Linked DNA regions of Homo sapiens: region 1 is linked to region 2. Evidence: chromatin loops called from intact Hi-C (ENCODE). Cell type or tissue: gastrocnemius medialis. All regions are shown on one strand. Links, peaks and the distances in the headings refer to the core of each region. The heading gives the core; the rest is flanking DNA. Region 1 overlaps TPP2 (tripeptidyl peptidase 2). Region 2 overlaps TPP2 (tripeptidyl peptidase 2).

Evidence for each region. A loop is a pair of places that touch in the nucleus more often than their neighbours do. Peaks named below come from ENCODE experiments on the same cell type or tissue, not always from the same donor. Only the 100,000 strongest peaks of a DNase experiment are listed, where the experiment ranks them.
Region 1: it touches region 2 in a loop (2.5-fold over the local background); 7 of 110 quality-filtered maps call a loop at or near these places.

What each region holds. Positions count from the first base shown.
Region 1 is chr13:102,615,153-102,619,558 of GRCh38, reverse strand. It overlaps TPP2 (tripeptidyl peptidase 2), which reads right to left. Exons shown (of 30, transcript NM_001330588.2): 4 at 3,059-3,163; 5 at 713-837. Among named protein-coding and RNA genes, the nearest start is that of TPP2, 20 kb to the right of the region's middle. In gastrocnemius medialis, for the core only: no CTCF peak of the experiment used is centred there; a DNase peak (open chromatin) is centred at 1,658; H3K4me3 peaks cover 411 bases; H3K27ac peaks cover 2,272 bases.
Region 2 is chr13:102,675,236-102,679,641 of GRCh38, reverse strand. TPP2 (tripeptidyl peptidase 2) reads right to left here. Exons shown (of 30, transcript NM_001330588.2): 29 at 3,227-3,346; 30 at 1-1,415. The coding sequence ends at 1,326. Among named protein-coding and RNA genes, the nearest start is that of METTL21C, 18 kb to the left of the region's middle. In gastrocnemius medialis, for the core only: no CTCF peak of the experiment used is centred there; DNase peaks (open chromatin) are centred at 1,081 and 2,281; H3K27ac peaks cover 3,221 bases.

The sequences.
Region 1 (4,406 bases), core at 122-4,121, 60 kb after region 2:
GCATGATCTGTGTGTGCCCCACCTTGTGATGCAATTCTTTGTGTATAAGCAGGGACGCAGACTACAAGTAATTCTTGACTACAAGTTTAAGAAATAGTCCCTGTTTGTTTGTTTTTTTTTTGCAGAAATCCTAAAGCACACATATGGCTAAATATCTGTATTAACAATGTCTTCCTGTTTTCATGCAGATAGTAACTCAAGAAGGCAGACTAATCAACTCCAAGAAGCACATATGCAGTATATAAGGCACTAAAAAAGAAACTAAAAAACGTACATGATGGGTAACTTGGTATAAATCGCATTATTATTATTAGTTTTAGTAATAGAAACAGCAGCAGCAACAGCGTACATTGATTGCTTACTATATCTAGAAACATCAAATTTAATTTTCACAAAGCCCTGTAAGCACCACTATCTCAATTAACAAATGAGGAAACATTTCCAAATATACGGATGGTCAACATACTAATAAATTATTAATGAAGTAAGTTTATTTAAATCAGATAAAAGTCAGGTTTAGTGTCAATAATTATAACTAGAAGTTCAAGGGGCTTGTCCAAAACTACCCAGATGCCAATTTGGCCCTTAAATGATTTTGCTGAGTGATATCACGAATAAACCAAAATTCTGTGCAGCTCTGAGCATTTAATGTTTTTCAGAGTAGAAAAGAAAACATTTGTAAATGAAGATGTATAAAATACACGAAGTTTACCTCCAGACTTCGCCATCATGCCATACCAAGCAGTCATATACAGGGCCAGGATCGCTGTATTTCTTCTCAAAAGAATTTAGCAATTCCACTTGACTTTGAAGTTCCTCCTTGATTAGTTTATTTGCCTAGTCAGTTGGAAAACTGATTAACATTAGTACATTCTGTCCTTCTAAAAGTTGTATTAACATACAGCCAAAGATACAATGTTAATCCATAGTAAAATTATTTTACCCTGAAAAAATGTAAGAAAATTTTGTTCTATCTATGCAACTTGTCATTCAATTCAATGAAGCAGATACCCATTAATACAGATCTAATTAATAAAGATCTAAAAAACAGTTATTTTACTCAATCTCATTTATTCACTCACTAGGCCTGCTTTGGGAAATACACTGTGCTACACGTTGGTGATTCCATTTAGCCAAGATATGCTTGTTACATATTTGTTATCTAACTTATTTCCAAAAGCAACTCTAAAACTGCTACAAAATAGGTTATCTATTGACTTTTAGATTTTTATATCAGGACCTATTCTATCTCAAATTTATTTCTTAAGAATCCAAATAAATAATAAAACCCATGAATCATCTTATATCTTTTAGAAACTGCTATGTTAAATAGAAGCATTTAATGGGGGTAAGTGAAGCCTTATTTTAGCTCTGTGGTCATGAATAAAACCAAGTGCTTTAAATTCGATTACGTACACACTAGACAACAACTGGCACTAGCAGGTGTTACCTCTCCAAAACATTTCTCTAACCTAGAGTGTATATAAAAAAATAAGTTAGGTACTCAAATAATTAGGAAAATGACTGGTTTAAACAGAAATAAGCTGGGAGATAGAAAGGCATATAAATACTGAAATTGAGACGAATATCTCTAGACTATGTTACTATATTAAGATCCAGCAGGGGTTGACAAATCATGGTGCATGGGCCAAATCTAGCCTGTGACAAAGTTGTGTAAATGAAGCTTTACTGGAACATGGCCTTCCTGGTTCAGTTACATATTGCCTAGGTTTTCATGATACAAGGGGAGTGTTGAGCAGTCATAAGAGAGTACTAAAAATATTTACTATTTGGCAATTTATTGAAAAAGGTAGTCGTCTTTGATCAAAAGCACTTAATATTGCTTAAAATCAATCTGCCTTCTATAAATAGTGTGGTGTGAGTATTAACCTAGAGGGAAGAAATATGGATTCAAATCTCAATTCAGCAACTTAGCTGTGCAATCCTGAGCAAGTTATTTGTCCTTATGATAATCTGAGGCTGTCACATCAGAAACTAGTAGGATAGCAAATTATTATCTTGGCCAATAATTACTAAATTTCACGCAAATCACAATCATGTAAAGGCTATCACAAACATCGATGCTGTTTCTAATCCCACTTAGTAAATCAGAATTATCAGGGGATAAAGCCCGGAAAACTTAATTACTTTTAAAATAATTCAGGTGACTTAGAGATAATCAGTTCATCAGTATCAATTCCACAAATCAGTATATGGGAACCAAGGACTACACCCTCCCATGTTTTGAAACAAGGACCTTGAGGTCTAATATATTAACTGAAAAATGAAGTATTTTGAAACCCTTTTTAAAAGTGACAATAATACATATAATTAGAGAATACATAGGCCGGGCACGGTGGCTCATGCCTGTAATCCCAGCACTTTGGGAGGCCAAGGTGGGCGTATCACAAGGTTGGGAGTTCAAGACCAGCCTGGCCAACACGGTGAAACCCTGTCTCTACTAAAAATGCAAAAAAAAAAAACTAGTCGGGTGTGGTGGCACGTGCCTGTAATCCCAGCTACTCAGGAGGCTGAGGCGAGAATAGCTTGAACCCGGAAGGCAGAGGTTGCAATGAGCCGAGATCACACCACTGCACTCCAGCCTGGAACAGAGCGAGACTCCGTCTCAAAAAAAAAAAACAAAAAACAAAAAACAAAACCATACTATATGGTTCCATTTTACACAAATCAAAATAGGCAAAATCATCTGCAGTGTTAGAAGTCAAGGTGGTGGTTGTCTTTCGGAAGGAAAAAGGGAGCAGTGACAAGGAAGGGGCACAAGAGAAATTCCTAGGTGCAGCTTTCATGGGAGAATTCATAACCAAACACAATTTATGTACTTTTACCCTACGTGTATTATGTGTTAAATTTTAAAAATTCATACATATGTACATTGACTTGAGGATAAATAATAAAGGAAAAATTAGTAAAATTAACCAACTTAAAAGAAAATTTGTGAAAAAAGAAAACTTGTGGAAAAACAGTCTATTAGTTCTGTAGAAACTCTATGGGAATATGGTTCTAGGGTAATGTTTAAATGAAATCGACTAGCACCAACTTGAGAAGAGCCGTTGTTGGCAACATCAAATTCTTCCTGTTTTCTACAGGCTTCTGCAAGGGCCACTCTGTGAACAGGGTCCCAGATTTTTTCCTTCCGTTCTTTCTGCAAAGACAGAAAAATTACCTTACAATTAGGCTGACAAATACTCAGGTAAACCTAGACAGGCATTTATATGTGGACTTTGTTGGTACAGTTGTGATACTACACAATTCTCATAGAGAGGTTTTAAAAAATCATTTTTGGCCGGGTGTGGTGGCTCACGCCTGTAATCCTAACAATTTGGAAGGCTGAGGTAGGCGGATCACCTGAGGTGAGGAGTTCGAGACCAGCCTGGCCAACAAGGTGAAACCCCGTCTCTACTAAAAATACAAAAATTAGCCAGGTGGGGTGGCAGGTGCCTGTAATCCCAGCTACTTGGGAGGCTAAGGCACGAGAATCGCTTGAACCCAGGAGGCTGAGGCTGCAGTGAGCAGAGATTGAGCCACTGCACTCCAGCCTGGGCAACAGAGTAAGACTCTGTCTCAAAGAGAAAAAAAAAAAAAGTTTCTAATGAAGCAGATAAAGCCATGGATCACTTACTAAAAACTGGTTAGTCAATTCATTGCACCCAGGGTTTAAGAGAAGTTTACCAAGACACATCCAGATGTATTTTTATGTATCATATTCCCCAATTTAAAACCTTCTCTTCTCCAAGAATACTGACTGAATTCCCAGTCATTAAAAGGAAGAAAATGTTGTATTCTGGGCCCATACAAAATTGGGAAATGCCATAAGCCTAGTGTACGCAGAGGACTAGAGTAAGACTACAGCTGCATTTTGACAGACAATGCAGGCATCCTCAATGTCCTCCCTATTTTTTTTTCCATCCTCTTTGACTTGATAGGGTTCTATGTCACTGAAATTGGTTTTAACCTTTATCTTCAGTGTCTTTAACTCACGGTAACTCCCAACGCAGCTAAAGGAACAGTCCACTTCAACAACACTATATTTGCATATTAAATCACATCTTATCAACACAGCTGATTACATTTAATATACTATATAAAATGCAGTCATGCAATGGTTCACACCTGTAGTCCCAGCACTTTGGGAGAATGAGGCAGGCGGATCACTTGAGCCCAGGAGTTCGAGACCAGCCTGGGCAACATGGTGAAACCCCATCCCTACAAAAAATACAAAAATTAGATGGGTGTGGTGGTGCGTGCCTGTAGTCCCAACTACATGGGAGGATTGCCCAGGAGGTTGAGGCAGTAATTAGCTGTGATCATGCCACTGCATTCCAGCCTGAAATTTTAAAATAACATATTATGTAATAGAAGTTATACGCATTATTCTTGTTTGTTTT
Region 2 (4,406 bases), core at 150-4,149:
CTAGCTAGCCCAGAAGGTGTGACCAATATGCTTATACATGTATTTATGTTTCTCATAAACGCTCTAACACTTCATGAGATACAGCAGAAACAGTTGGGAGTGACTAAGGATTACTGGTAGTAATTTTAAGCAGCAGTAAATCTTAAGAGAACAAGATAAAAAAATCATACATACACACAATTTGCCATTAGATAAGGGACTGTAAACTTTTCAATACTACTTTTGTCTGTTTATTTGGTGGAGGAATGACGAGAGATGCACGTGCAGTAGCCAAAGATAAAAATAATAAAAAGTTAGATATGCACAAAAGTTAATCATACAAGAACTGGAAATACATTCAAATAATTGTAAGCCTATAAGAAACACTGTAAAATAGATTATCTTATGTTTAACTTTTTTTGTCTATGTATTTAATGTATTATTTCTGTTATAACCCCAAATTTTATTTATGAAAAATTAAGACCAACTTTAAGAAGCTTCAATATTCACTTTTATTATTTATAAAAAAAAATTAAGGTACCAGAGTGCATATGGTGTACTGTGATCTTGGTTTTGCAAATTTATTCATGTGTTTTACATTATTTCAATTTTAATAAACATATCATATGTGTATCTTTACAATACCTGATAAAGATTCAGCTGTCTGGCACTTACACATGTATTCATAGAGTTCATTCTGATGCTCTGAACCTCAAGAGGATGTGAAAATGACTTGCCTGTAATTACCCCAAGATGAAGATTTATTGAAGCAGTTATGCTCCAGCAACTGCCACTCATTTGTGCTGGTTCTACTTTTTCCCCTTAATTGAATGTAAACATTTGCCAAAAAAAAAAAAAAAAAAAAAAAATTCTGGAAATGAAGTTCTGTTAGTTTTTAGTCCAATAAATAATTTTAGCTACGCTTAATGTAGCTTTTTTAAGGCCTTCATACAATTGAAAAAAATTAAAGTTGAGCACGTTAAAACCCTGTTCATTTATAAAATAAAAAATAGTACTTTATAGGTTTGCAGTTAAAAGTTACCTTCCAAAACCTATCATGCATGTCATAAGCTGCAACCCAACTCGAAGTCCTAGGTGCTGGCAGGCAGGGCACATCCCCGTGCCAGCAATGTGAGGCATTAAGAAAACACCATGATGTCAGAGGTCTAGATTTACATGTATTAAGCCACACGTCAGTGAATTCTCTGATAAATACATGTCATTTTAATAATCAGTACTGGATAGTGGATGAAAACATGCATTAGACTAAAAATGCCACAAATTTGTTTTTATACCCATTCACTATAAAACTTCCTTTTTTAAAATTTAAAGTCTTGTTTCCTATTTTAGAATACGCAATAATCGGGAGGATACATGATGGGGAGCCAGTTTTCAGTAAAAGATGCACAATGGGTCCATCCAAGTAACTTCATCAGCTACAACAAAATACAATAATATATTATTATAAAGGAAGTGACAGATTTTTAAGCTCAGTATTTAGAATAAATTCTGTATTAAATAGTAACAGTAAGGTAGTAGCATATAGAACCTTCCTTCCACCAACCGTCACCCACCCATTGATCCTCCTTCCCACCAACCAACTTTTCTTACTATCAACCAACTTTCCTACCAACCAACCTATTGTTCTCATCATTATCCCTACCAACTGTCCTTTTCCCTCTTTCCTATTAACCTGTGTTCCTCCCTTCTTCCTTCCAACTTACTTGTTCCTTTCCTTCCTACCAACCTAAGTTCCTTTCATTCATTTTTTCTGAGTAACTATCATGTCAAACACTGGGAAAACAGCACTGAACAAATTCACCTCCCACTTTCAGGAAAAGCAAATAATAAGCAAATTAATAAATGAATAAACAAGTAATAAGATATTTATCAGGTGTACAGTAGAAATAATATTTGACACAATATAAACTAACTGGGGAGTTAGATGGTTAAGAAAGGATCTCTATGGAGGTGATACTCCAGTTGAGTTTGAATGACAAGAAATCTGTGCGAAAATCTGGGAAAGACATTCCATCCAGCCAGAGTAGTTAGTGCTAAGGTCCTTTGGTAGGAAAAGGTGTGGCTGTTTGTGCTAAGCAGAGATGCTGGTGTGGCAGAAGCAGAGTTTGTATGGGCAAGTGTGATATGAAATAAGTCTGGAGAGGTAGGCAGGGGCCTTATGGACCACTGGGGAGAGTTTGGATTTTATTCCAAATGTGATGGAGATTCAACAGCAGGTGTCAAAAGGCATCTTTTCCAGCTGCTGTGTGGAGAACAGGCAGCGGGGGGGGCAGAGTGGAGGGCAGACAAGTTAAGAAACACTCCCTGATGTGAACGTCGGCAGGGATCACTGGCTTTACAAACCTAAGTGCTCACGGATCAGATTCCACATGATGAGAACCACATTAGACATATCAACACCTGGCTCCAGAAAGAGTTCTCTTAATCTAGTCAAAGATCTGGAGGAGCTAATTTAAAATGTCTTACAATTTGGACTGACTGGTGAAGGTAAACAAAAAGCTCTAAGAGTAAATATGAATATAGCTTACTCTAATTATCAAACATTTTCAGAGGAACCTACTGATCAGTTTTACATCCAAAGGGTACCTTACATATAAAGTATAATTAACCTGGACTTGCCCTTTAGCTGAATCTGGCACCACCAAACTCCCCTGCCTTCACGTATCCTTTAGGCATAAACCAATTAAGCATGTTCAAAGACGAGGTCAGACTAAAGTAACTTCTGTAGAAATCAGCTAAATTTTTTTACTTGACAACTAACTTGTGCAGAAACCTCAACTATAAAATTTCTCTGCACATAATATTGTATATGGTAAGATAATTTTAAAAATGCCTACCATCTCAAATGAAGAATAAAATCAAATATAAACTCCAGAAGTTGAACCATTTTAGAGTTGAGGCAACATGCCTTTAAAAGGATTTGTTTCCTTCATAAAGAAAAACTGGCTTCTACGGTTACAAAATTCAAAATGCATTTGCCCTTGTTGAAAACATTTGAGGCTAGTATCAGTTTTTTGGATAGCAGTGAAAAGTGTTTTTAAAATTTAAATAGCTTATTGACTGTCTCTCATATATTTATTCTATAGTTCATATTACGCTAATTACTGTAATAACTGGTCACAATAAAACCAGTATTGCTATATCACAGTCCTAATCCTTTCTAGTTATCTTGTCACTATGCAATATCAAAGTGATGCTTAACAGTGACATTTTAAATATCACTTACTTGAATACAATTTTTCCAGTTTTCTTTTGTTGGTTTTTCTTCCACAAGTTTAGTTGCAAATTTAAGGCCTCTCCCATACATTTTATTTACTAATGCATGTTTATATGCAAATGTCAAAACCTACAATGTAAAACATGATAAAGCTTGTTTATAAAATAATTTACATTTTAAGGCATTAGCTTTAACCATAAAATTAAGGCTTTAACAGAAGTGTAGCTTTTGAAATGAATATGGTACATAGAGTACATTTTTAAAAACTTTGAAAAAGAAAATTGGTGTCTTCAAAAGAGCTGAGTATTCCACAGAATGAACCATCTGTTTTTTGGGAAGAAAACTAATATGAGAAATTATTAGCCGTGGAAATCCACTTAAAAATACCTCTTCATGCACAAGAAACCAGAGCTAACATAAATAATTACAAAGATGCAAATCAGGATAGAAATAAAAAATGCCAAAATTGCAAATGAGGATAGAAGTAAAAAAACAAGTATTAGATTATATAAACATGGTTTCTTTGGTACAAGTTTTTACCTGTAATTACTGCATCTGTCAAATATACTTATAATCATTTATATATATTTTTGGTCTCTACTTTGGAATGTGGAGAATGTACTCAAAGAAAATCCTGACACTGATTTGTATTGTAAAGGCAACTAAAGTATTTAACAATTGTTGCCATAGACACAGTAAACACAGTAAACAGGTAATAGAATGCATAGCCCCTAATATAGTAGTAGTATTGCAAAAATAGAATGATCTATAACAATTTTATTATATGTTCATCAAGTGTTTGTCAATCTCTGTTACATTCCTCAAAGACAGAAAGCAGGTTCTTATTCATCTTTATGTTTCCAGTAGTAAGTAGTGTTTGGCACATAGGCCTTCAATAATTGTTTGCAATAACAGCAAATATTGTTGGGGACTTTGCATGTACTTAATACTCATTCATCACAGCCTAAGGCAGGTCGTGTAGATAAGAAACTAAGGTATCAAAATTTTGTAAGTTGCCTAAGGTCATACATAAAAGTGGTAGAGGCAGGAGCCAAACTCAAGGGCTCTAATTTCAGATTCAAATTCCTGACCTCTGCTGCAATACTGGCTCCTTCAGTTTCCCAAATATAACTGAGTAACTGAGTACCTTCTTTAAATGCACCACTGTACTGTGTTGGAAAAATCTGAA